Regions from separate parts of the Mus musculus genome. Here regions 2, 3, 4 and 5 are each linked to region 1. Evidence: chromatin loops called from intact Hi-C (ENCODE). Cell type or tissue: left cerebral cortex. All regions are shown on one strand.

The links. Peaks named below come from ENCODE experiments on the same cell type or tissue, not always from the same donor. Only the 100,000 strongest peaks of a DNase experiment are listed, where the experiment ranks them.
Region 2: it touches region 1 in a loop (3-fold over the local background); 3 of 42 quality-filtered maps call a loop at or near these places.
Region 3: it touches region 1 in a loop (2.2-fold over the local background); 2 of 42 quality-filtered maps call a loop at or near these places.
Region 4: it touches region 1 in a loop (3-fold over the local background); 2 of 42 quality-filtered maps call a loop at or near these places.
Region 5: it touches region 1 in a loop (5-fold over the local background); 2 of 42 quality-filtered maps call a loop at or near these places.

Annotation. Positions count from the first base shown.
Region 1 is chr9:113,504,203-113,509,202 of GRCm38, forward strand. All of the region lies in intron 2 of AU023762 (expressed sequence AU023762), which reads right to left. Among named protein-coding and RNA genes, the nearest start is that of Gm36540, 38 kb to the left of the region's middle. In left cerebral cortex, no CTCF peak of the experiment used is centred here; DNase peaks (open chromatin) are centred at 2,886, 3,589, 4,073 and 4,825; H3K4me3 peaks cover 800 bases; H3K27ac peaks cover 3,639 bases.
Region 2 is chr9:113,175,022-113,180,021 of GRCm38, forward strand. It overlaps Gm4657 (a long non-coding RNA gene), which reads right to left. Exons shown (of 3, transcript XR_871299.1): 3 at 1-230. Among named protein-coding and RNA genes, the nearest start is that of Gm4657, 22 kb to the right of the region's middle. In left cerebral cortex, a CTCF peak has its summit at 2,183; DNase peaks (open chromatin) are centred at 2,251, 2,538 and 4,928; H3K27ac peaks cover 4,561 bases.
Region 3 is chr9:113,585,121-113,590,120 of GRCm38, forward strand. It overlaps AU023762 (expressed sequence AU023762), which reads right to left and starts at 2,032. Exons shown (of 5, transcript NR_040760.1): 1 at 1,973-2,032. In left cerebral cortex, a CTCF peak has its summit at 2,357; DNase peaks (open chromatin) are centred at 1,566, 2,338 and 2,836; H3K4me3 peaks cover 287 bases; H3K27ac peaks cover 1,602 bases.
Region 4 is chr9:113,257,541-113,262,540 of GRCm38, forward strand. No RefSeq gene overlaps it. Among named protein-coding and RNA genes, the nearest start is that of Gm36367, 36 kb to the right of the region's middle. In left cerebral cortex, no CTCF peak of the experiment used is centred here; DNase peaks (open chromatin) are centred at 2,916 and 4,331; H3K27ac peaks cover 2,195 bases.
Region 5 is chr9:113,339,425-113,344,424 of GRCm38, forward strand. The region is part of intron 4 of Gm39436 (predicted gene, 39436); the gene reads right to left. Among named protein-coding and RNA genes, the nearest start is that of Gm39436, 17 kb to the right of the region's middle. In left cerebral cortex, a CTCF peak has its summit at 2,794; DNase peaks (open chromatin) are centred at 833, 1,624, 2,914 and 3,746; H3K27ac peaks cover 4,673 bases.

The DNA of each region.
Region 1 (5,000 bases):
TAGGTCAGAAGAAACATCCCCGCAATACATGAGCTAAATAAATGGTTGCTCTTTAAAACTAGTATTGGGAGGGATATATTTTCTTATATGGGAAGGCTAATTGATACAAACAAGTTGTGTCTGAGCTGCCCATGAAGGTGTTTCAAGAAACCATGGACAGAGCCCTGCCTGGGCATACACTGTGGATGAAGAGTCTTCAATGCCTTCTCCATAGACTCAATGTGTTTTCTAATTTGATTTTTTTTGTTTTGTTTTGTTTTGTTTTTTTCGAGACAGGGTTTCTCTGTGTAGCCCTGGCTGTCCTGGAACTCACTTTGTAGACCAGGCTGGCCTCGAACTCAGAAATCCGCCTGCCTCTGCCTCCCAAGTGCTGGGATTAAAGGCGTGCGCCACCATGCCCGGCATAATTTGATTTTCTATTGTTGTGATAAATCCCATGACCAAATGCATCTTGGCAGGGTAAGAGGTTTATTGCAGCTTATACTTCCAAGTTTCAGTACGTCGTCAAGGGAAGTCAGGACCGGAACACAAGCAGGAAATGAAACAGAAACTATGGCGGAATGCTGTCTCCTGCTTTGCTCACTGGCTTATGTTCAGCTAGCTTTTTTTATACATCCTGACAATGCCTGCCTAGGGATGGTGCCACCCACAGTGGTCTGGGCCCTCCTGTATCAATTTGCCATCAAGACAATCCTTTACAGATGTGGCCACAAGCCAATCTGATAAAAGCAATTCTTCAGCTGAAGTTCCCGGGTGACTCTAACTTGTATCAGGTTGACCATAAAAGTCAACCAGAATAGTGTGACAGGTTGTTCTCAGACACACATGCTCACTTGTCCTCAAAAAGTAGAATAGGGTAAAGGAGTCAATTTAACCTTTATAAACACTGAGAGCTCCTGGGCTCATCCCTTGTCCTCCTTGCTCACCATACTTATAGAAGTCTCCTCCATCCCTAGACAGCAGGCCCTTGAAAACTGAATGGTATAGAAGAAGGTACCAGTAATTCAACAGCCAAATGAGAACAATAAACAGTGACGGTATAACTGGTCCAGTAGATGACCCTCACGCTGGTGAAAAGAACCTGACAAGCGAGCTCTCTTTGGGGAAGGACAAGGAGAAACCTTTATTGGCTCTTGGTGGGGACTTTGAAGGATTCATTCTGATACCTGCTAAGCTTGGCAATGGCAGACCTTGGATAGGAATGGAAGATCAATGCCAAAGGATGGCAGGTGATTCACCAGCACTGAGGAGAAAGAGCTAGAGCAAGGGTTAAGACCACAAATGTGACAGGCCAGCACACAGAAAACCCAACCCGCAAAGAAGAGTCTGAGTGGAAACCTGTCAGGCACCACAAGAAGGAGAAAATGTCTCTATTAAGTCTGGTGGGCAAGACCAAACATGGCACTGAAGCACAGCCACTGAGTTCCTTGAGAGTGCTGAGAAATACACCCCTAGATGCTACAGCATGCAAGCCTCCAGGTTCCCCTGAAGAACCTCTAAGGAGGCCATCGTGGGCTGGAGTTATAACCTGGTAGAGTGCCCCAAGGTCCATCCCGACTACCGCGTAGACTTGGCATGATGGCACAAACCTGTAACCCCAGCACTCAAGAGCCGGAAGGGGGAAGATCCGAAGTTCAAGGTCATCCTTGACGACCCTGAAGGTTCAAGGCCAAATTAGAATACATGAGATCCTATCTCTATATAAAAGATGCTACCAGTGGCCAAGAGCAGGTCACCCAGGGTCTGTAGTCACCCCAGGACTTCTGACGGATGTCTGAAAGGCATCCCATACTTTAATGAAGCACTGAGAGTTGGAGGTCTCACTTTGTTATCTAATTTCTCTGAATTACCATCTCTTCACCCTGAAGGCGGAGAGCAGATCTATTTCACCATGTTATTGCAAGAATTCTAATTCCAGGGAGAATCTGAGGGGTAAAATTTGTGCAGATTTTTGGAGATCATTGGATCTCGAATATTTTTCTGCCCATCAGACACATACCGCAATGGTAGTTTCTGCTTCTCGTTTCTCTTAATGTGAGAACTGTAGAAATTGAGCCTTTTCTATTAACATACTGATGCTAGTGATTTATCAAATTAGCACAGAGGTTAATGGCATAAACAGGTTTTGGTTTCAACTCCTAGAACATCATTCAATTAGGTATTTGACCTTGGGGGAAAAAAACCCTTAATCTCTCCCCCCTTACTTTTCTCTTCTGCAAAATCAACTTAATGATAGTTTCTGTGTTTTGAAGAGTTAATGAGTTAAACATCACACAGCAATTTGCATAACACCAGGTACATTGGTAAGGGCTGATTTATAAACGTTCAATGTTATTCCCTACGCTTTGCCGTTAGTCTGCCTTTTTATTATTTCAACTCCTAGCAGTACCACAAAGAGATAAAGCACAGAATAGCAATGAAGAAAGATGAGGCAGGACCACTGGCCCTGTAGCTGAGCTACAAACCCTTACTTTGTTGTGAGGACAACAGGAGCTACTGGGGGTTTCTTGGCCTACACTAGTCTCAAATTAATGGGCAGACAGACGCCCCCAGAGTGGTGGCCCCCAACCACAGCACCTCCTCACCTAAGACTTCTGTTTGCTGCACATCTCGGCAAGTAGAGGACATTCCAAAGTCCTGGCCCAGGCCCTGGCCTGAGGGCTGCCCACCTGCATCTGGGCACTCTACAACTATCTAAGACGTTATTCGTTTGTTTCCGGGCTAGAATCTCGTGTTCCCCCAGCAGACTGCAGAATCTACAAAAACGGAAGATGATGTCCTAGACATGACTATGCCCAGCACCTGCAGTAGATCCTGACACACACCAACTGGTGACGCATGCGTGTTGAATAAGTAAATGTCCATTTCTATGAACAGTGAGCCCTGGTGCCTACTGGGAAATGTATAATTTACAGGAAACTTTATGCGTCCTGAGCACGCTATTATCCCATTACTAAAAATGAATGCTTGTAGAACCAAGGGGCTTTAATCACGTGACTGAAGACATATCTGCATTTGAAAGAAAACCACACAGAAACCTGTGTCTGCCAGGTGCTCTGGGAAAGGCCTGAGTTCCTATCCTAGATGAGCAAAGCCCTGGTCTGGCCCCATGGCCCAACAAACATAGTGAAGGAGAAACCATGCTGAGCCCTGGTCTCAGAAAGGACCTCAGCGGCTTTGAAACCTCGGGCTTGTTTCTTCTCTCTGTGACTTCCATTCATCCTCCAAGAACTAGGGCACGGAAATAAACTAAGGTCCCTGCCCACACTCAGAAGCAATTTGGCAATTCCAAGCCTCCTAAAGCCCCACTTCTCGATGTTCCGTAGAAAAGCCCCACACTCTGCACCAAGACCCTCTAGCTTCTCACCCCAGGCCCACTGCCAACCATGACGCAGAGGTCCCCTGTGCGCACAGCCACCCCACACTCAATTAAACTTCTTGCAGTTCCAGCACCGGCACCTTGCGATGTACATATCTGGTTGTCTGGCTCGTGTTTCCTCTGCGCAGCCCTAAATAGCGCTTGAAAAGAAAAGCAAACTCAACGACAAAGTTTTCTCTCTCTCCCGCGCAGGCAGGCTGCCGCCCCATCTTTCGGCTGACCCAGAATCTCTAGTTTTGCTGATTTCTTACTGTAACTGCCTCCTCATTTACCACACAGTGGAGATCTGATCCCTTCCTACTGAGACAAGTAGTTTTTGCCTGCTCCTTCGGGCTTTTAGTATTCTTCCAAATTATTCTGATTGATATAGACCTCCATCCATGCTAATTATGCATAGCTTCTCTTATAAAGTGTGGTTTCCATGGTGACGGCGAGGGGAGAACAGGTGTGCGGGAAAGCTGCGCTATATTAAATGACAGTTACCCTCTGCCTCTCCTATGCAGATTGCTTTTCTCTACATTTATTTATAGCAGGCAGTAATTAATCTGTGTGAATCTCATTGCTGGAGGGCGGGGGAGGGGAGAGGGACACAGAATGATTAACAAGAGTCCTAATTATCCACGTACCTGTGAGTCTGAGAATTCTGTTAGCACAGGATAATTCCAAAGTAGAGGAGTCAAATTTACCCTTGCACAGAGATGCCACTGTGTGACAAGCAAGGCTTTGCCTATGAAAGGAGACAATCTTCCAGCTGCCGAGCCTCTGTGTAGACATCTGGGCTGCAGAAGGTTCCAAAGTGGACACTGGGACCCTCTTCAATGACCCACCAAAGTATAAAATTAGATCAGGCCAGAGTCCCAGACTCCAGGGACTGTCCAATTGTACATATCACAGCGGAAATTCCACTCTTAAGCAGAGGAGGAAGGCAGGAAAGCGTTGCTGGTGGCTGGTCTCCTGTGGGGTCCAGAATGCTGCTAAACTGAGCCCAGGAAAGAGCTCAAGACAACAGACCAGGCCCAGCCCCAAGGATAACACTGAGTCTCTAAAGGCCTTGGGCATCCCACTGTGCCTCTGAGCCTCAGTTTCTCTAGCTGTATACTATGCATTAAAATGCAAATTCTCAGGGCCAGAGCAATGGTTGAGTTTGGCTTGCTATTTGAGGGGAAACCATTCATCATGGCGGTAGGAGCATGTGGGAGCTGGTCACACTGCATCCACAGTCAGATGGATGCCAGCACTCATCTTCTCCTGAGGTTTCCTTTTTATTCAGTCTAGGATCCCAACCCATGGGAAAGTACTGCCCACGTTCACATCTCAGTTTAACTCAGTTAAAGTCTAAGCAGAAACAGTCTCACAGACACACCTCAGGCGTGTCTCCAAGGTGAGTCCAAATCCAGCAAGCTACCAAGGAAGCTTAGTCATCACCCTGCTCCTGTGGTAGATGGAGAGGGGAGAAAAGAATAGAAGAATGTAGATTACTTGGCTCATCCCAAAACCCACAGATGGCATCCCTGGGTGGCACAGTGCCACATGTCTCCAATAAGCAAGTCAGAGAATTCACCCACTCCTTCCAAGACTTCCCAGTGCGCTGTATGGATTCCCTCAGAAGTAAGGTGGGAGC
Region 2 (5,000 bases), 330 kb before region 1:
GTAAGTCCATCATCACAGGAAATCAAGGCAGGGACCCAAAGGCAAGATCTGAAGCAGAGACCATGAAAGAATGCTGCCTACCAGCTTGCTGTGCAGCCAATTTTCTGCCAGAATTTCACAATCTGTCTTCTGACAAATCAGTTTGAAATCATTTAAAGTCTCAATCTCTACCAGGTATGGTGATTCATGCCGATAATCCTTATCTAAAGAAGCTGGGGTAAGAGGATCACCTGTAATTCAAGATGAGATAGATACACATAGTGAGTTCTGTCTCAGCTAGGACTACAGAGTGAGCTACTGTTTAAAATAACAATTAAACAAACTAAGATACAAATGCATACATAAATGAAAGAATACATAAGTGAAGACTTCCTTTCACTCCCTGGCATTTATAACATAGATGTTTAAACAGAGGCACACTCACAGCTTTGAGAGATACACTGAATGGGCCAGGATTGTTTAAAAGTATATGTTTGTGGCTCCCCCCCCCCCCCCGAAGAGAGTCCAGAGCTTTCATCAACTCATAAGGGAATCTAAGCCTCAAGGAAGCTTGAAAGCAATTGCTTTAAATCATCTTGAATGTCTCCTAAATTAAAGCCAGCCCTTGGTGAAACACCAGGAGCTACAAATTTAGGTCTTGAGACATTGCGTCTGTTGCTTTCCTGGTGTCTGTCAGAGCTGGGGGGGGGGGGGGGGAGGGGTCCAATCAGGTGAATCATATGCTGGGCTCCAAGGGTTCTTTACAGTGATACAGTGACTATTTGGGGGCTTGGTGGAGTTGGAGAGAGGCTATTGAAGAGATGAGTGTGGTACCTGAGCCAGCCTGAGCCAAGCCTAAGCCTGTCTGTTCTCTGCACACAATTTTCACCCCAAAACACAGAAACATAAAATAAACCAACTACACATAAGGTAGGACAGAAAGAATGACAAGAGATTTGGAAGGGTGGAGCTACCCTCTGATGATACAGGGGTTAGTTCACCAGGAAAATACAATCATTTAAAATGCTATGAACATGCCGAAGATCAAAGCCCATGGGGCTGAGGAAATGGTTCAGTCAGGAAAGCGCTTGCGGCACAAGCATCAAGACTAAGTGTGGATCTCCGACACACATAAGAAGTCAGGTGTGCTTTCTCTAGCTCCTTCATTGGGTACTCTGTGCTTCCAGCCCCCTAGGAGGAACAACAATATGAACTAATCAGTAACCCCAGAGCTCCCTGGGACTAAACCATCAACCAAAGAAAACACACGGAGAGACTCATGGCTCTAGCTGCGTATGTAGCAGAGGATGACCTAGTTGTTCATCAATGGGAGGAGAGGCCCTTGGTCCTGTGAAGGTTCTATGCCCCAGTATAGGGGAATGCCTGGACCAAGAAGTGGGAGTGGGTGGGTTAGGGAGCAGGAGGAGGGGGGAGAGGATAGGGGATTTTCGGAGGGGAAACTAGGAAAGGGATAACATTTGAAATGTAAATAAAAATATCTAATTATTATTATAATAAAAAATGTCAGGTGTGTTCTTGCAATCACAGTGCTGCCAAGGAAGAGACAGGAGGATTTCTGGGACTCTGTTGCCACCAGCTCTCCCCTAATCAGTGAGCTACAGGTTCACAAAGAGATCCTGTGTCCAAGAGAAAGAACCAGACAGACAACTCTAGAGAAACAGCACCTGCCATTGACCCCTGACTTCCACATACAAACTCACATGTATACACACACACACACACACACACACACAAACTCGCAAACATACGATTAATGCTCTCCAGAAAACAAAAACCAAACTTCATGATTTTTGTTTGTCTGATTGTTTGTTAAATCAAACACTGGTAGAAATAGATATGTAAGAACACTTGAGCCAATCAATCCTCAAAAAAAGAGAATTTTTTATAACAATTTATGACAGATAAGTGTCATCTATGAGTGTGTTTTTACAAATTGTACCCAGTCAGGTCTCACAAACTAAAGGACCAGGAAGCAAAGGCTTCGAAAGCCAGGGAAAGGGGAGGCCACCAGACTGAGCCGCAAACCCACGCTCATCTGGCCCCCAAGTCAACACTCTTTCCAGGGGAGCTTGCTAGCAAGAAATAAGAAAGATAGTACAGAATCAAAATCTTTTTTAAAATCTACATAATTCATTTGGTTGAGTATATTTCTCTTCTCCCCAGTGGCAGCTTCTTGCTATTTTCCCCCACCTGTTAATTACTCGGGGCTGGTATGGGGGCGGACTTGGCTTCCTGAGGCAGCCCAGGCAGGTTGTCACGCTGTCAAGGATCCCTTCATTAGCAAGCTGTCAATATGCTGCCAACAGCCACCATTTGGTTTGTTCAGGGAGCAGAGCTGTGGTGTGGAGTCTTGGCTCCATCAATTAGAGGAATTAAAAAAAAAAAAAAAAGAAAAGAAAAAAAGGCAAGAGGCAGATGTCTTCCAGTCTGTTCTCCGCAACAGACTTGGGATATGGCGTGGGCTTTCACTGGGAGGAGGGCGGTGGGGGTGGGTTAAGGGAAGTGTCAAGGAGGAGGAAGCTAACAAAAGTATGGCGAGCAAGACGGAGGCGTTGAAAGATATAGACTCCTCGTGCCACGGGGTTCTGAGTAATGCTAGCTTTGGCCATGTCCTTGCTACAGTGGACAGCTCAAAAATCAAGCTTTTAAAATGGTTAGGAAGCCACCAGTTGGATTTTAAAAGTGAAAGGTGCCATTTGCCTACAACCTTTTCAAAGTTACCCTAATGAAGCAGAGAAGACCTGCCAGTCCCTGGCAGCCCTTTTACAAGCCTGCACTCTTTCTGTTAATTGGCACCGTCAACCCCTGAGCCTCCAGGCCCCTAGACTTCCCAGTCACGGCGTGCCTGCAGACATGTTGCTTTTCAGAGGGCCTCGTGTAAAAGAATGACAGAAGCCTAATTTTTGAGCAACTCTTTGCAAAGCTGGGGTAACAATAAAAACTTTATTCCTGGAGTCTCAGACCCTACTCTGCATCTCTTCCCACAATGCCTCGCAGCTGTGCCCACCTAAACTGTGCTCAGATTCTCTACAAGCAGGGAGACCTTGGGACCGGAAAGGGTTTGCAAAGCTTGCCTCAGAGCTGTCTTTGTTGTGGAAGGGAGTGTGCACAACTCAGATTTCAAGAACTGACAAAATATAGTCTGTTGTGGAGGTGCGTGCCTGTGATCCCAGTCCTTGAGTGGAGGAGGCAGCAATCGAAAGGTCAGGCTGGAGACATGGCTTAGACATTAAGAATACTGGCTGTTCTTCCAGAGAACCTAGCCTTGTTTCCCACCCATAGGGTAGCTCACAACCACCTGCAGCTCCACTCCCAGGGGATCCAAGGCTCTCTTTTGTCTTCCATGGTTATCAAGTGTGCACATAGACACACATGCAGATAAAACATGCATATACATTAGGAAATTTAAAAGAGTTTAAGGTCATCCCCAGCTACATAGTAAGCTCAAGGACAGCCTGGGCTACGCGAGCCTTTTCCAGGGTGCGCGTCTTCACAGGAAGTACCTCTTTCTTTTGCTTTTTCCTTCCTTCCTTGCTTCCTTCCTTCCTTCCTCTCTCTTTCTTTCTTTCTTCATTTCTTCCTTGTCTTGTCTTTCTTCCTTTACTTCCTTCTATTTTCTTTCTTTCTTCTTCTTCTTCTTCTTCTTCTTTTTTTTTTTTTTTGGTTTTTCGAGACAGGGTTTCTCTGTGTAGCCCTGGCTGTCCTGGAACTCACTTTGTAGACCAGGCTGGCCTCGAACTCAGAAATCCGACTGCCTCTGCCTCCTGAGTGCTGGGATTAAAGGCATGCGCCACCACGCCCGGCTTCTTTTCTTTTCTTTTCTTTTCTTTTCTTTTCTTTTCTTTATGTGAAACATTCATAAAACTGGAATGTTCGGAAGTCATAGAAAAGAAAAATTAATGGTCGATGCTGCAAACAAAGAAATGGAAACAAACAAACAAACAAAGCCCAGAAGGAGAAACACATCTGCTATAACCATTGAGTGAGGACATCTTGCACAGGTAACTAACTGCAGAAAAAGAACGGCAGGGCTGCACGCCCTTGTCACAGGCTGTATATCAGTGTGTGGTTTTACCCACAATTCACAGAACAGAAGGAATTGATTTAATGGAGCAGAACTGGAAACATGAACACACTCATATCCAAATCCCAACCTTAGCACTCATTCACGGAGCAACCCAAGGAGAACATTTAATATTTGTGATTGCCTAGTGAGATCCACAGTAGAATCACAAGAGTAGACAGATCCACATCCAACCCATATATGTGACAATATATACAAGCACTACATAAATCCACAGTCCCCCACTTGATCTCTGCAAGCCCAGATCTCTGTACAGATTACATGCCCCCCTACACAGGTTTCTTTGAGCCCTACAGTAAGTTTCATTTCCCCAAATGAGTAGAAAATTTGTTTCCACCTGTAGTAAGTTCTCTTTCTCTGTTACACCAATGAGGATATTAAAGGGTTGGACTATCATTAACCCCAGCCAACCAGTGAATGTTTTTGAACACATGCACCAAGGAAGGGGCATTGGTCTATTGCAGCTATTTCTGTATTCCTAGACAGATGCGGGAACCCAGTCCCCTCACCATAAGGCACATATGAGTACCTTCAGTCCAAAAGGAGAACAGGGGGATACACAAACTCAAATAAGTAAGCAGAGTCCCTTAGAGTTGGTAGACTCTTGGTTCTGGGGCCCCTCCTCTACTTAGATAAAGCATGACAATAAACTTCACTTTGACCTTGGCCTGAGCTACTCTCTTGTCTCTTAATTCTTCATTATGCAGAGGGAAGGAATCCATCAGGCTAGCTGGGACCACACTTTCCAAGTTCTGGAGAAATGCAATCCAGGTTTTTCTGCAGGCTCTTCTGAGGCTCTGGTGTTCCAAATACCCACAGATTTCAGGAATACTCCAGCCTTTAGCCTGCCAGACAGTTGGAAGGACAAAGTTGTGTCATGGCAGAGAGAGGGCTCAGAGTAGAGATCCAGGAAGCC
Region 3 (5,000 bases), 81 kb after region 1:
CTCTTTCTCTCTCTCTCTTGTGTGTGTGTGTGTGTGTGTGTGTGTGTGTGTGTGTGTGTGTGTGTCTGTTTGTCTGTGTGGTGCATGCACACATATGGGAGAGTATACGTGCCCAGAGGAGACCAGGTGTTCTACTTACCACACTGTGCCTTACCGCCTGAGACAGGATTTATCACTCAAGCTGGAGCTAGGCTGGTGGCTTAAGTCCCAAGGTCCTTATGCCTCCATCCCCACATCACAGGTGATACAAATGCAAGGACCGCACACAGCTTCTTACACGGGTGCTGAGATCCCAGGTCACACAGCGAGCACTCTCACCCAGAGCCATCTCCCCAGCCCCTTGTCATGCTGCCTGACAACAAGGAAGAATAGCTCTTTCCCAGTCCAGTCACTGGATGCTGGCTGGCATTCCTATTTACATATAAAATATAGTAATATTCTTTTAGAATTGCTTTTTGAAAACCATCAATAAGCTGGGCAGTGGTGACACATGCCTTTAATCCCAGCACTTGGGAGGCAGAGGCAGGCAGATTTCTGAGTTCGAGGCCAGCCTGGTCTACAAAGCGAGTTCCAGGATAGCCAGAGCTATACAGAGAAACCCTGTCTCAAAAAACAAAACAAAACAAAACAAAACAAAACAAAAAGAAAGAAAAAGAAAAGAAAATAGAAAAAGAGAAAAAGAGAAAAAGAAAACCATCAATAATTGTTTGCCTTCAACACTGTAGTCTGGAGCGAAACCCCAGGCCTCTCCCAGCATCTTCCTGTGGGTTTCCTGGTCAACCTAAAGCACCTTTGAGCATTTTGCCATAAAAAGGATCAATAGATATGTCATCAAATTGTCACAGAAAAATGTTAAAGTCCAAAGATGGGTCAGAGTTTAACAGCACTGGCTGCTCTTCTTGAAGACTCCAGTTTGATTCCCAGCACTCACACAGAGGCTCACAACCATCTGGAACTCCAGTACCAGAGATCAGATGCCGCCTTCTATCTTCCCGAAGTCTCTAGGCACGTACAGGATACATAGACATACATGCCAACAAAACACCCATAAGCATAAATCCAAAAAGGTTTTAAGACCTAGGTATCAACACTGGGGAAATGACTTTGTGGACAAAGTGCTTTGCACACAAGCATAAGGACTTGCATTTGACCCCCACCACCCATGTAAACGTAGGCATGATGACGTGCATCTGAAATTCCAGCCCCGGGAAGGTGGAGACAGGTGGATGCTGGGGACTCCAGATTCAGTGAGAGACACTAAGTAAGGTGGACAGCAGTGAAGAAGGAACCCAGCCCTGACCTCTGGTGTCCATGGGAATGCATGCACACAGGTGAGCTTGCTCACACACACTGATACATACATGTGAGAACCACATGTGGGACCTTCCTCGGAATTCCTACAGGCACAAAATAATCCATTTGGGGTTAAAGCAAAAGATTATTTTCTTTTTCCCAGTCCTTTCTTAGCGCAGTGGCAGATTTGGAGGTGCGAGGGAGGGTAGTGTTTACTTATGTAGGATTCAGATCATGGCCATCTATCCAAAACAGAATGCCCACCTTCACACATGCTCACAGAAATTCTAGCGAAATCAAGCATAACTAAAAAGTAACTTTGAAAAAGGAAATCCCAACCTAACCAGATGTCAGATACATTCTAAAATGTTACATTCAGTTACTCTTGGATTTCACACCTTCTCCCCCTTGGGTATTACCAAAAATGTATTAAATTCATTTTTTTCCTTCATATACTAATTCCATAATTCCATCAGTGAGATGCTGCCGGGTGTTCTGGCATGAATCTTTGTTTACAAAACCCGAACTGCTTGCTGCTCTTGCTTCAATTCCCTTTCGTGTGATTTTAGATTTCTTTCCTCCTGATATTTGTTCCGTTACTTTACAAGGAAATTAAAATCTCGTCCAAGGGACATTTGTCTTCAGTTTCCAGTATCTTTCCCATTTTTCAAAACTGTACCTCTGTTCGCTGGACTCCACATCCTGCGCTGTCTTTCTCTTTCTTCTCTGCACCCTGTGTAACTTCAGGAGTTAGGGAAGTAGAACCAGAAGAAACCGGAACCGCTCACAAACTTGGAGCCTCTCTGCAGGTGGGAGAAAATGAGGACAGTCTTTGCTGTTTTCTGTGTTATCCCGGTTTGCTTGCTTGCTTGCTTGCTTGCTTGCTTGCTTGCTTGCTTGCTTGCTTGCTTGTTTGTTTTTGTTTTCTATCTGATCTTAGGAGAAGCAGCCTTTGATAAATTGTTCAATCTACTTGTTTTTTTTCATTTTCACATTTGGAAAGACAGGGCAAAGCTTGGTGGCTGGACATTCTAGCGCCCCCATGCTTCTCTTCCAGGTATTGCTTCTCAGTGATTGTCCTCCAAGGAAGGAGACACAGGAACCTGCTTGGCCTCTGTTTTCATGGGCTTTAGAATTTGACAGACAGAGGTTCGAGCGTCAGGTGTACCACTTTCCATCTCAGTGCAGGTGGTCAGTGAAATGCCCCCACGGGCGCATGTGTTTGAGAGTTTGGTCCCCAGCTAGAGATGCTGTTCTTAAAAGGTTGTGGGAGCTTTAGGAGGGAGCCTCCCTAGAGGGTAAGTAGGGATGGGTAAGGCTTTACAGCCCAGCCCCTCCTCCTGTCTCCTTTCTTGTTTTCTGACTGTGGATACAGTGTGACCGTCACCCTCATGCTCCTTCCCAGCCCTGTCAGTTGTCCCCTAAAACCGAGCTGAAATAAGCTCCTCCCTTCTGAAGCTGTTTCTTGTCCCCATAACTAGAGAGGTGACAGATATACTAGGGGGTTCTAGAAAGATGTCAGAACTCCCAACACATCAGTCACACCTGTAAACTCCAACGGCACCATCACCCTTTTAGGACTGTAATGCAATGGTGAGTTATAGACTATGTGCAAGGCCCTGGACCCAGCGCTTCAGAATGGGAAGCAATATTTGCAGTCACTGGCCAAGGACTAGTATCTAAAACATAAGGGACTCAACAGCACAACAATAATAAATTGACAAAACAAGCCAATTGCATGAATGGTATTTATCAAAAGAATATGTATGGATGGCCAACATGTATACAAAAATGTGTCCAATGTCACTGGTCATCACAGACATGTAACTCAAAAACACAATGTAACACCATCTCAGTCCCCAAACCTAGCAAATATAATAAGCATACATATAGGGACCAGGAAACCTTCAGGCAGTCGTGATGCAAATGTCCATTAGAATAGACATCGTGGAGAGCAGAATGGGGTAGCCCTCAAAAACCTGCAGCTGGGAGCTAGAAAGGTGACTCCTTGTCAGTACTGCTCTTGCAGGGGGCAAAAGTTTGGTCCCCAGCACCCATGTCAGACACAACCACAGACAGCTCCTGCTCAAGGGGATCCAGTGTCCTCTTCTGGACTCCGTGGACATCTGCACAAACCCAGAAACACACATTTTTAAAAGAAAAAAAAAACCAAAACTAAAACTAGAATGGACAAGATGGCTCAGTGGGTTAAGGCCAAGACTGGTGACCTGTGCTGAACCCCAAGGATCCACATAGTGGGAAGAAAAAGCCAAGTTCCCCCAAGATATCCTCTGACCTCCACATGTGAGTCATGCACACATGTGCACAGATACATATGTGAATATACACAGAGAGAAGGAGAGAGAATAAATGAAAGGATAAATATAATGGAAATATTTAAACAGAAACAGAACAACCAAATGATTCAGAAATCCACCTCTGGGTCTGTATGCAAAGGAAAGTGTGTTGTAGAGACAGTAGTCATCTTTCCCACACTTACTATAGCACTGTTCACGACAGCCAAGATGTGGCATCAGCCCAAGCCTCCACCACATATGAATAGGTGAATACACACCATGCACACATGCAATGGGATAAACGCCTCCATAGCAGCATGAGAACTCTAGAACACTTTCTGTTTTTTTAAAGATTTATTTATTAAAGATGTATTTATCTTGTGTATGTGGGTACACTGTTGCTGTCATCAGACACAGCAGAAGAGGGCATTGGATCCCATTACAGATGGTTGTTAGCCACCATGTGGTTGCTGGGAACTGAACTCAGGACCTCTGGAGGAGCAGTCAGGGCTCTTGACCACTGAGCCATCTCTCCAGCTCCCCTAGAATACTTTATATCAAGTGAAATGTCAGACACAGACTCAAAGTGTGTCCTCACTTCCATATAGAAACTTTAAAAAGCTGATCTCAAAGAGTAGAGAGTAGAAGAGAGGTTACTAAAGGCTAGGAGGTGTGAGGGTGGGGGTGGAGCTGCAGAGGGGAGGGTTAACAGGTTCAGGCATAGGAGACGTAGCTTCTAATAACAGTCAACAGCCCAGTAGGGAAACGATGCTAGGTAATATTCAATGCTTATTTCCAAGTATCTAGAAGCAAGGATTGTGAACGTTCCCAACACAGCAGTTACCCTGATCTGACTATTACACACTATGCACATGTGTTGAAATCCCTGACTCTACCACATCCGCATGTATAATTACCATGTATTGACTCAAAGTCAAAAAGAGGACAGGAAGTTGAGAGGAAGGTAGGGTGGGACACTAGGGGGAGCTAGACAGAGATAGTGATGGAAGGATATGATCAAATTACATCGGATGAATGCATGATGTGCCTGGTGCCTGTGGAGATCAGACGAGAGCACTGGATTCCCTAGAACTGGAGTCATAGACAGTTGTGAGCCACCATGTGGGTGTCGGGAACTGAACCCAGGCCTCCTACATGAGCAGAAGTTAGTTGTTCTTACCTACTGAGCCATCAATCTCTCCAGCCCCAATGTTGCCTTTCTTCTTGATGCTTATTAATCTTCAAAAAAGTCACAGCCAAAAACGCGTACTTACTATAGAGCCAACAGTTGTGTCACAGAATTGTTTAGGGTCTCTTATTCTATGCTTATCCTACATTTCCAGTTGACTCCCATACCTAGATGTTTTCCTCAAGGACCAGATTTTTCACCCCTCGCTTCTGACACATAAT
Region 4 (5,000 bases), 250 kb before region 1:
CACTGAAAGGTTTAGATAAAATAAAATAGTTACCTATAATCTCACTTTAAAGACAATAATCACAACTAATCATACCACGGCCCTTATCCTTACCTTTCCAGAAAGTGAGAAAACAAAAGGGAGTCAGGGACCCTGTGTTGTGATGATGTGGCTGTGATGTGTTGGTCCTCATGATGTGCCTATGATATCCTGGTCCTAGTGCTTAGATTATACATCCTCTCAAAGAGATTAAAGAAACAATGGTTGTGTTGACACAGCTCACAATCACAAGCAGACTCTGCCGAGATGGGGAGGCCCCTTTACCCTGGCCTAGACTCAGAGAATGGTACCCATTTGAAAGCCCTGACTGGAACCATCTCTTAGTCCCTCCTTCACTCACCCTTCTCATTAGCACTATGAGCAGCATCCTTCTTCTACCTTCTCTGTGACCCACCTCCTGAAGAGCGGCAAGCACACTGGATGCAGGTGTGAAGTGGTCCCAATGCACCTCTGAGTCCAGAGATCATTGGGTGGATAATGTGGAGTTTACTAAAATTTAAACTGGTTTTGTCCAACCATAGATTTTTTTTCTTACTTCCTTTTCTTATAGGATTCACTTTAGGAAAATCTGATAGTAAAAATTCTTTCTTAGTCTCTTCGCAAAGTAAACTGTCTTTGGGTACTAGATTGCCAATATTATAAATTGTAAATGTCTTCCTCAAGAAGCTGGGAGCCATCCCTTTAAATGTGATCACTATACCACTTAAGGCCACTATTTCCTAGTCTCCGTGGGACACTAAGAGACTAACTTTCCTAAGCACTAAGTACCATATGTTGATGGATAAGTAACTTTTTAACTTTCCGAAAAATATCTTCCATCACTCTTGCACTGGCTCACCGAAGGCTTCAAACTCCCTCTCCTTTCACCTGAGCAGAGCCCATGGAGTGCTTCTTCCCTATTTAAGTGAAGTATTCCTTGGGTCTTCAATGAAGTATTCCTTGCCTGTTTAGCTTTATTTTCTGTGTTTTTCGATTGGTGAGGTCATTTAATGGAATAACCTAGAAGCTTCTGTAACACTCCACAAAGACAAAAGGAAACCAGATGCACAGAGTTAGACAGCATGGTTTGGGTGCGAGAGAGGGGTGATGTGTTTGTCTGCTGTCATTAGGACAAATCACTTGAGATGCAACTGTAAAAGGAGAACAGGCTTCAGTCCATGATCACCTGGCCCTGTTGCTTTGGGCTTGAAGCCAAACAGAACACCATGGTGAGGAGCAGGTGGTAGAGAAAACCTTCTCATCTTGTAGTATCTAAGAGAAAACGGAGCAACAAAAGAAAGGATCAGTATCCCAGTACCCTAACCCCTTACCACTAGGACACACCCACTAAAGTATTGATTCTCAGCTTGTTGGTTGTGCCCCCCTTGGTGGTTGCCTAAGACCATCAGAAATCACAAATATTTACATTCCAATTCATATCAGTAGCAAAAGTTACACTTGTAAAGTAGCAATGAAAATAATTTATGGTGGGGGGGTCATCATAACATTAGGAAATACATTAAAAGGTCACAGCATTAGGAATATGTAGGCTTAGATTGTTCAAAACCTACTTTTAATAAGGATTCTTAAATGTCTTACTGTCCCTTCTAGCCCACCACCCACCAGAGGTAGTGGAAATGAAAGGTTAACAGAGCTAAGGAAGATGTGTTTAGAAACATTGGAGCAAATATAATCTGTGTTGTCAGGATATCAGCAGTTCAGCTCACACAAGTCAGCAGTGGCAGCTTGATCCACTCAAAAATATCCTTCATGAATCAGCAATGGAAGGTTGATCCAGAAGAAACCACAAGGCTCCACCAGTTGGCCTGCGTCCATAGAAATGGCAAGAAGCAGCCACCGGAATACCACCAGAAGATTTTTTGGTACATTTCTATGAAGTCATGACAAATGATGGCCAGCAAAGAATGGCAAGGTGTACCAATGCCATCTAATGTCATCCACTGGCTATAATTATACTCTTTTCAAGTATCTCATGATCTCTCAAGCATCCGCTCTAGAAAAACATCACATGACCTTTTTCCAGGCTACCTCCAGAGAAGCACCACGTGTCTGTTCTTAGCAAAACATCCTCTCATAAGACATTTTCCAGAAGAACATCACATGACACAATTGAGTCTCTGAAGAAACTAAAAATTTCCACTTCAGGAATGTTGAGAACCACTGTCCTAAATGGTTCACCACTTTCCAGGAGTGCCACTGGCTGGAGATAAAGCCAGATAAAGCTCATGAGTCTTTCAGCGACAACTAATTCCCAATAGTGATATCTAATCTTGGTTGTCAACCCAAGGTCCCTCGGAAGGGAGGAATGAACTGAGGAGCTGCCTCCATCAGATTAATCTGTGAGCATGTCTGTGGGGCATTTTCTTGATTGGAATCAATGTAGCTGGGTCCAACCCAATGTAGGAAGTACCATCTCTGGATAGAAGGGCCTGGGCTCTATGAGAAAGGCCACTGATTGAGCTGGTGGGAGCAAGCAGTGTTCCTCCATGGTCTCTGCTTCAGTTCCTACCTCCTGGTTCCTGCTTTGCTTCCTTTAGTGATGGACTGTGGCATGGCACCATAAGCCAAACAAACTCTTTCCCGACCCCTGAGTTGCTTAAGGTCATGGTGTTTATTATAGCAACAGAGAAGCAAACCAGGAGAGAAACCACAATAGAAGCAAAGGAAAGTTTGTAATTTGAATGTTTATTTGTGTTGGTAGCTTCTAAACAATAATCCTGCTACATTGTACCTGTAACTATGTAACTAGAACCCTTGGCTTTCTCCTGGGAGAATAAGAATTAGTAAATCAACTTTAGAAGTATTCAGCAGTGTCTACTGAAGCTGGATATCTGCCAGTCCTGGGAATGGCAATTCCTCTCGCAAGCACCAAAACAGCCGAAAGGGAGTTGTGTGAGCCAAACTGTGTGTAAAGGAGAGCTAATCTCAGCAAAATTTGTCATCAGTTCTAGTTGAAAATACTCCAAATTCCCATCAAGAGGAGAATGAATAAAATGAGATGTGTGCATTGTGGAAAGGGAGAGGGAGGGGGGGGGGAGGAGGAGGGAGAGGGAGATGGAGAGGGAGGGCAGAGGGAGGAGGAGGGAGGAGGGAGAGAGGGAGGAGGAAGAGAAAGGAGAGACAGACAGACAGACAGACAGACAGACAGACAGACAGACAGACAGACAGAAAGACAGAGAAAGCAGAGGGAGAGAGAGCTGTAAAATGAACCGGCTGGAAGGGTATGTACCGATATGAGGAAACTTTACAAACACTTCAGTGAGCAAAGTAACTGAGAGGAACAGTGGATGCATTGAACAACCCCACATAGACAACATTTTGACACAGTCACAATCCACAGATTTTGAGGTCAGAACAACAGTAACCCCCCACTAACACAGGAATAAAGGGGGAATTCTAGGAGATTTGGGAGGGCTGGTCATACTCTGTGGTTGATCTGCTGGCCAGCCCATATCTTTGCTCTGTGAGGTTCTCTCTGCTGAAGGTACCTGAACACACACACACACACACACACACACACACACACACACACACACACACAAAGGGTTCTTGTTTATTCTTTCAGTGTGTCAACGCTTCCTGGGCATCCTTAGGCCCATAGGTGCAGAAAGATGCATCTCTTGGCCTATGACAGTCCAGCATCAGGAACAAGAGACCCTAGACTAAGGGTTCTCATAAGATGGTCTCCTGGCATGCAGCATCAACAGTACATGGCACTGGTTATGAATTCACATTTCTGCATCCACACTCCCAGACCTTCATAACACAGGTAGCAGTCAAAAAAAAATGGTGTTTTAGCAAGCACTCATTGATCTGATACAAGTTTGAGGTCACAAAACCACTTCTATATGTCCAACAGAGCACTTAAGAGCCCTAACCCTAACCCTAACCCTAACCCTAACCCTAACCCTAACCCTAACCCTAACACCCCTAATGTAGCTTCCTTGCTTTCTTTTCTAATGAGCTTGTTCTGAAGAGATGGCAGTAGAATGGATCTCTGGCAGTCACACACACACACACACACACACACACACACACACACACACACACTCCCCATATCTCTCTGGCTAGCTTCTCTAGTTTCATAGACAGGGCAGAGATAACAGGAAATTGTCTGTTACTCAACCCATGTGCTGATGATACTGCTCCAGGGAGGCGACTCAACACCAGAGCAATTGTGTAGGAGAAAAAAACACCAAGCCATCACGATGTCCAACAGGGAGCTGTGGCCACCGTTCCTGTGCACAACCCTTGGTCCTTCCAAACTTGGCATGTGGCATATGGGAGTCCACATTCATGTATAGAGGAGAGCATCTCTGTTCTGCAGACGTGAGGCTATAGGCTTCTGGCATTCTCTACCCCTGTTATTGCTGTCATTTCTACCTTCCTGCCCTCTAGAACCGTAACACAAAGCTAGCCTATTTAAAACAAACCCGCCACAATCTGCTCCAGAGAGATTTGCTCTGAATTTGCCCCAGACTGAAAACTGCACACGGCCAAGGTTTAAAAGCTTATGTTGGGAGAAATTGAACATTATCTCCGACTAATGTTTTCTTACCATACTTAAATTTCCAGAGGCGTTTACAAAAATTAAACATCACTGACAGCCGAGTCCTTTATTTATGAAGCCAGAAATAGGCATCAATCCTGCAATCACGTTATTATTTTTCTTATTGCTCTTGTCAGTGTATATTTCACTGTCACTGGATGGGATGAGTTTAGGGTGGTGTGGGAATAGAGTGTTTATTGACGTGTGCTTTCTTGATATTAAAAACAAACCATGGGCTTCTGTCTTAAGGTCTTGGAAAAATTAGTTATGCACATGAGAGATTAAAATTTAGCTCTGATTTGCGTTTTTAAAACTAGTTCTTCAGAACTGGAGAAATAGCTCATTGGCATGTTCATAGCATATGTGGAGCTCTGAGTCCATCACTCAGCCTCATGTAAACTGGTTGTGGTGA
Region 5 (5,000 bases), 160 kb before region 1:
TAGCCCCAACACATTCTCTTTCCCCTCAACTGTATCTTTTTGGCCCTTGTATTCTTCACTTTAACATCTTACTTTTTATAGTCTTCCCTACCTACCCTCTCTGATAGCGTCTTTTAGCCCCCTCTCTGGCCCCTTTCTGGTCTCCTAGGCTCAGCCTACATTCGCTGCCACCTAGATAAACATATATTATAGTCAAGCTATGATCCATATATGAGAAAAAATGAATTATTTGTCTTTCTGAGCCTGGATCATCTCCTGTAATATCATGCTTTCTAGGTCCACTCATTTCCCTGCAAAGTTCGTAATTTTATTTTGCCCTTGTGACTAAATAAAATTCTACTGCCAATCATTTTAAGAAGCCCACCTTTCCTTTATCCATCCCTTACAGAAATGTGCTTTAAGGTGCTATGAAAACAGAGAAATTTTTTTTGGCACCATGATAGCAAACTTAAAACCAGAAGAAAGTTTTATAGGTCACCTGGCATCTTGTTTAATTTTTCTTGTCAACCTGACACAACACAGGGCACTCCTGGAAGGAGGAAGCCTCATTGAAGAACTTCCCAGCTCAACTTCATCTGTGGCTATGTCTAGGGGTCATGATCCTGGTTGCTAATTAATATAGGAGGGCCCAGCCCACCATGGGCAGCACCATTCCTAGGCAGGTGGTTCTGGGCTCCACAAGAAAGCCAGTGGGCTGAAGTAAGTAAGCAACCTTCCTCCATGGTCTCTGCTTATGCTTCTTGCTCTGTCTCTGGTTTTCAGTGCCTGTCAGGATCCTCCATCTACCAGCTGCTCTACTGAGCAACTTCCTCCGATCAAGGAGCTCTCAGTGTGTGAGTCATCAGGAGCATCATCCCACCTTCAACGTGTTTTGTTTCAGTGCACTTCCTTACTGCTCGTCCAGCAGCATCTGAACAACATGACTGCTAGAGATAATGTATAAAGGCATTGTAGAAAGCACCAGCAACACCCTCATTTGTTCATTTATATTTTTTATACCTAGTTTATTTGTGTGTATGGACCACGCGAGCATGTGTGTGCTCTCTCATGTGTGTGGGTGTGCAAGTTCCACAGTGCATGGAAAAGTCAGAGGACAGCTAACGAGTAGTCAGTCAGTTCTCTCCTTCCAACCACATAAGTCCAATGGGTCGTCAAGCTTGGCTGCAGTTGCTTTGACCCACAGAGCCGTTTCACCAACCTTCATTTGGCTAACAAATAATTCATGAGCACCTTGTACATGCTAGATACTGTTCCAGCCACTGGAGATAATGCTGACCAAGAAAAGTCCCCTGTCTCAGGAAGCTGACCCTGCCTTCAGAGAAACCAGTCATAGGCATAGGATGTCAGAAGATGACGACCATTGTGAAAAAAAAAATCAAGCAGGCTAAGAGAAGCAGTGCAGAGAGGATGGGACCCAGGGATGGTGCTTTATTTCAAATCCTCAAAGATAATCTCTCTCCGAGGAGGTGACATTTGAATAGAAACAAAATGGAATGCCAGACAAGCACTCTCGTCTGGGGAAGAAAACAGTGTGGGCAGGGAGAATGGAAGGTGGGAGGGAATCAGTGAGTCAGAGAGTCAGGAGGAGGCCAAGTGTGGACAGAGAGCCTCCCTTTGCTGCCCTTGGAGGCGGAGAATGGGCAGACCCAAAGCACTAAAGTGTTCAGTGAGGAGTCTTCAGAGAATTTGGAAACAGCCACGTGGTGGCACCCCCGAGGATTTTGAAGAGTTGCATGGACAGCTCCAGGCAAGGAGGCTGCTGAAGAAACAAGCCAGTAAGGAAGCAACTGAAGTAATCATGACAGCGAGCAGTGAGAGGAGAAGGAGCCACACTCTGGGAATCGCTTTGGAAGTGGGCACACCAGCTGAGAGGTGAACAGGAAGTCACGCTTGGCTCTACCACTTTGACCCAAGAAACAGAGTATAGTGAGAAAGTTGTGGCCAGGGTGAATCAGGCAGACAGAAAAGAACGTCCATTCTGATTGGGGACACAAGCTTGACAGAGCCGGCCTTTGGGTAGAGACTGGTGCTGACTTTTTTATTTGTTTTGTTTTGTTTTTTCGAGACAGGGTTCCTCTTTCAAGTTTGGTCCTCCTAAGAAAAGTTGACACAAGGCAGCACATTCAAAAATCATCACACATGTGACTTGTCATCAAAGCCATGAGCACCTCCATGATCAAACTTCTGGATTTTTCTAAGTAGCTACATTTGATGCACTGGTTGATAGGATCAGAATATAGAATAATCGAAACCTCTATCTCAAGAGCCCATATTGCCAAACCAGAAAGGCTTCCAAACCTACACAAAATCATTTTACTAGTTCTACTCATGGAATCAGACAAATATGAAGTATGTGTGAGCATGAAGAGGTAAAGGTGACCGAGGGAGGGGATTTAGACCAAAACCACCTAGAGGTGTACAGTAGGGTATACCCAGTGGCAACTCATACACACAGAGAGGCATATGGAAGGATAGGTGCAAGATGACTATGGATAGATGGATAGACAGGCAGACAGACAGACATGGGCAGGCAGACTTGCAATGGGCATGGATACTTGATTTGCCACAAGGAATATGTCCATTTCAAGATTCTGCCCCCCGTTGTCCTCATTTAACTCAGTACTTTCAAATTTATCTTCCTGTGTCTATTCCTTGCTTGTCCCAACCCAAAATTCCATTTTTAAGCTCACTCTTGTCAACCAGACTTGCAAGAGCAGTATTTTATGCGCTAACTTGTGATCTGTTATTACTTTCAAAGATGACACTGGGTTTCTCACCTGGTGTGCTCCAGAATGACAGAAAAGAGGCCTCTAGTGGGGAAACGAGATTTTCATAGTTTAAACCCTAAAAATAACAGTCCTATAACACTGAATCTCATTACCAAGCAGCAAGTGCTGTCAATGCTCTTCATCGCTGGTGTTCACGAGACACATCCCAGAGCCCACGTACTGACACCTACCCACTAAACACACACACACACACACACACACACACACAGAGAGAGAGAGAGAGAGAGAGAGACTCCCAAGCTATGCTGTTACCTCTGGTAAACCCAAGGAGTGTGCGCCAGATCAAGACTCCCGTCCTGTTGTGTTATTACAATTCACTGCCTAGGAAATGAGTCTGTGGCTGCAAGCCCTTCAGTTCCCTGTATGGCAGATTTGGGCAGAACTGGTGGGTGTAAATGAATGCAGCTGCACGGCTGGACTGTGAGGAGGAGGAGGGAGAGGCAGACCCAGGGTAAATTAGAGGAAGAGAAAACGAGAGCAAGAGGCATGGCCCAACTCCCTCCAGCTTCCTTGGTCACTGTTCTCCCATGGTCAGCCCTAAACAGATAATGACAACGTTTCCACATGTGCAGCTAAATCGTTATTCTCTGGAGAAGCCTAAAAGTTCAACCGGCAGGCTGGTAAACATTCCTGAATCTTTAGCCGGCAGTGGAAGGGATGTAAAAATCAGCATTTTATCCATCACTGGACTGACCTCCCTTGGCCTCAGGCGGGAGATATTTACAAGAAGATAATGAAAACATATGAGCAAGGAGGACCAGCTGTGCCAGTACACGCATGCTTAGGTCCTGCTCCGCTGTGCTAGTAAAGGCTCTTGAAGGTCTCATGGGAGAAACAATACCTAAGGAATCTTTGGGGGACATTCCATAGGAAAAACATCACTATACACACCACACTGGAGCAGGCACTTTTACTCCCTAACTCCCCCACCCCTTCCTGAGGGCTTTCTAGAAAACCAAAGCTCCTTATTCTGAAAATCCCTGAATTAGTAGAATACACATTAGCAGAGAGCACATGGTTGGTAGGTGGGAGGTAGGTAGATACATAGATACCTACATGTATGCATACACATACACACATACATAAATTCATGGGCAGATTGGTTATTCAGTTATCCAGATCCAATAACACTTGATAACCTATGTTCTAAAGCAGTGCCAACATCCATGGGGCACTATGGCATTTGCAAATGACTTCTCAGCCCTCCCCCACAGAATGCCCTCAACAGGCTCTGGAGAAGCAAGATGGGTGCTTTCCACTTCACAGTCAAGAAGCAAATGGCCAGAGTTAAGGCATCAGGGGTTGCATTGGACACTCTCACACTGCTGCAACCACAACACCTGACAGAAACAAGTTGAGGGAGTGTGCTAGCTTGACCTATGCATCTACACCATGGCCCAGAGTGAAAGGAAATCAGAAAGGGACTCCAGAAAGAACCTGAAGCAGGAACTGAAGCAAAAGCCATGGAAGAACACTGCTCAGTGGCTTGCTTGCTTCATGGCTTGCCCAACTTGCTTTTTTTATACAACCCAGGACCACCTGCCTAGGAATGGTACCGCCCACAGTGGGCTGAGCCCTCTCACATCAATCACTGATCAAGGAAATACTCCACAGATTTGCCCACAGGCCAATCTAATGGATACATTCCTCAACAGAGTTTCTCTGTTCCCAGATAACTCTAGTTTATGTCAAGTTGACCAAAACATACATACAAACAAAAACAACAAAAACAAAAACAAAAAACAAAAAACCTAAGCAGCACAGGGGGAATATTTTTGGGCTCATGGTCCCAAAGGGATTTCTATCCATCCCAGAAAGGAAGACATAGCAGAAAACTTCATTCGAGGCCACCAGAGAGTGTGGCAAAGGTTCCTCACAACACCATAGATCAAAAAGCATAGGGTCTAAAGGGCCCAGGGGCAGAGCTATGATCCTCAAAGGCCCACGGGTAGTGACCTGCTTCCATTAGCTATGTCCCACCTCCTGGTGGTTCTGCAATCTCCCAAAAGAGCATCACCTGCTGGGGACATTCAGATTGAAAACTTAACAAGAGCTGAAGTCAGTGTGTAAGGCACAGCAGGACAGTCGTTGCTGGTCCCAAGACTGCTGTCCACCTGAAAACACTATGGTAGCTTGCCTTTCTTTGTGGGAAGAAGTGGAGAGGGAGGAAGCAGACAGACCTGACCATTATGAGTATGAATTTGTTAATCC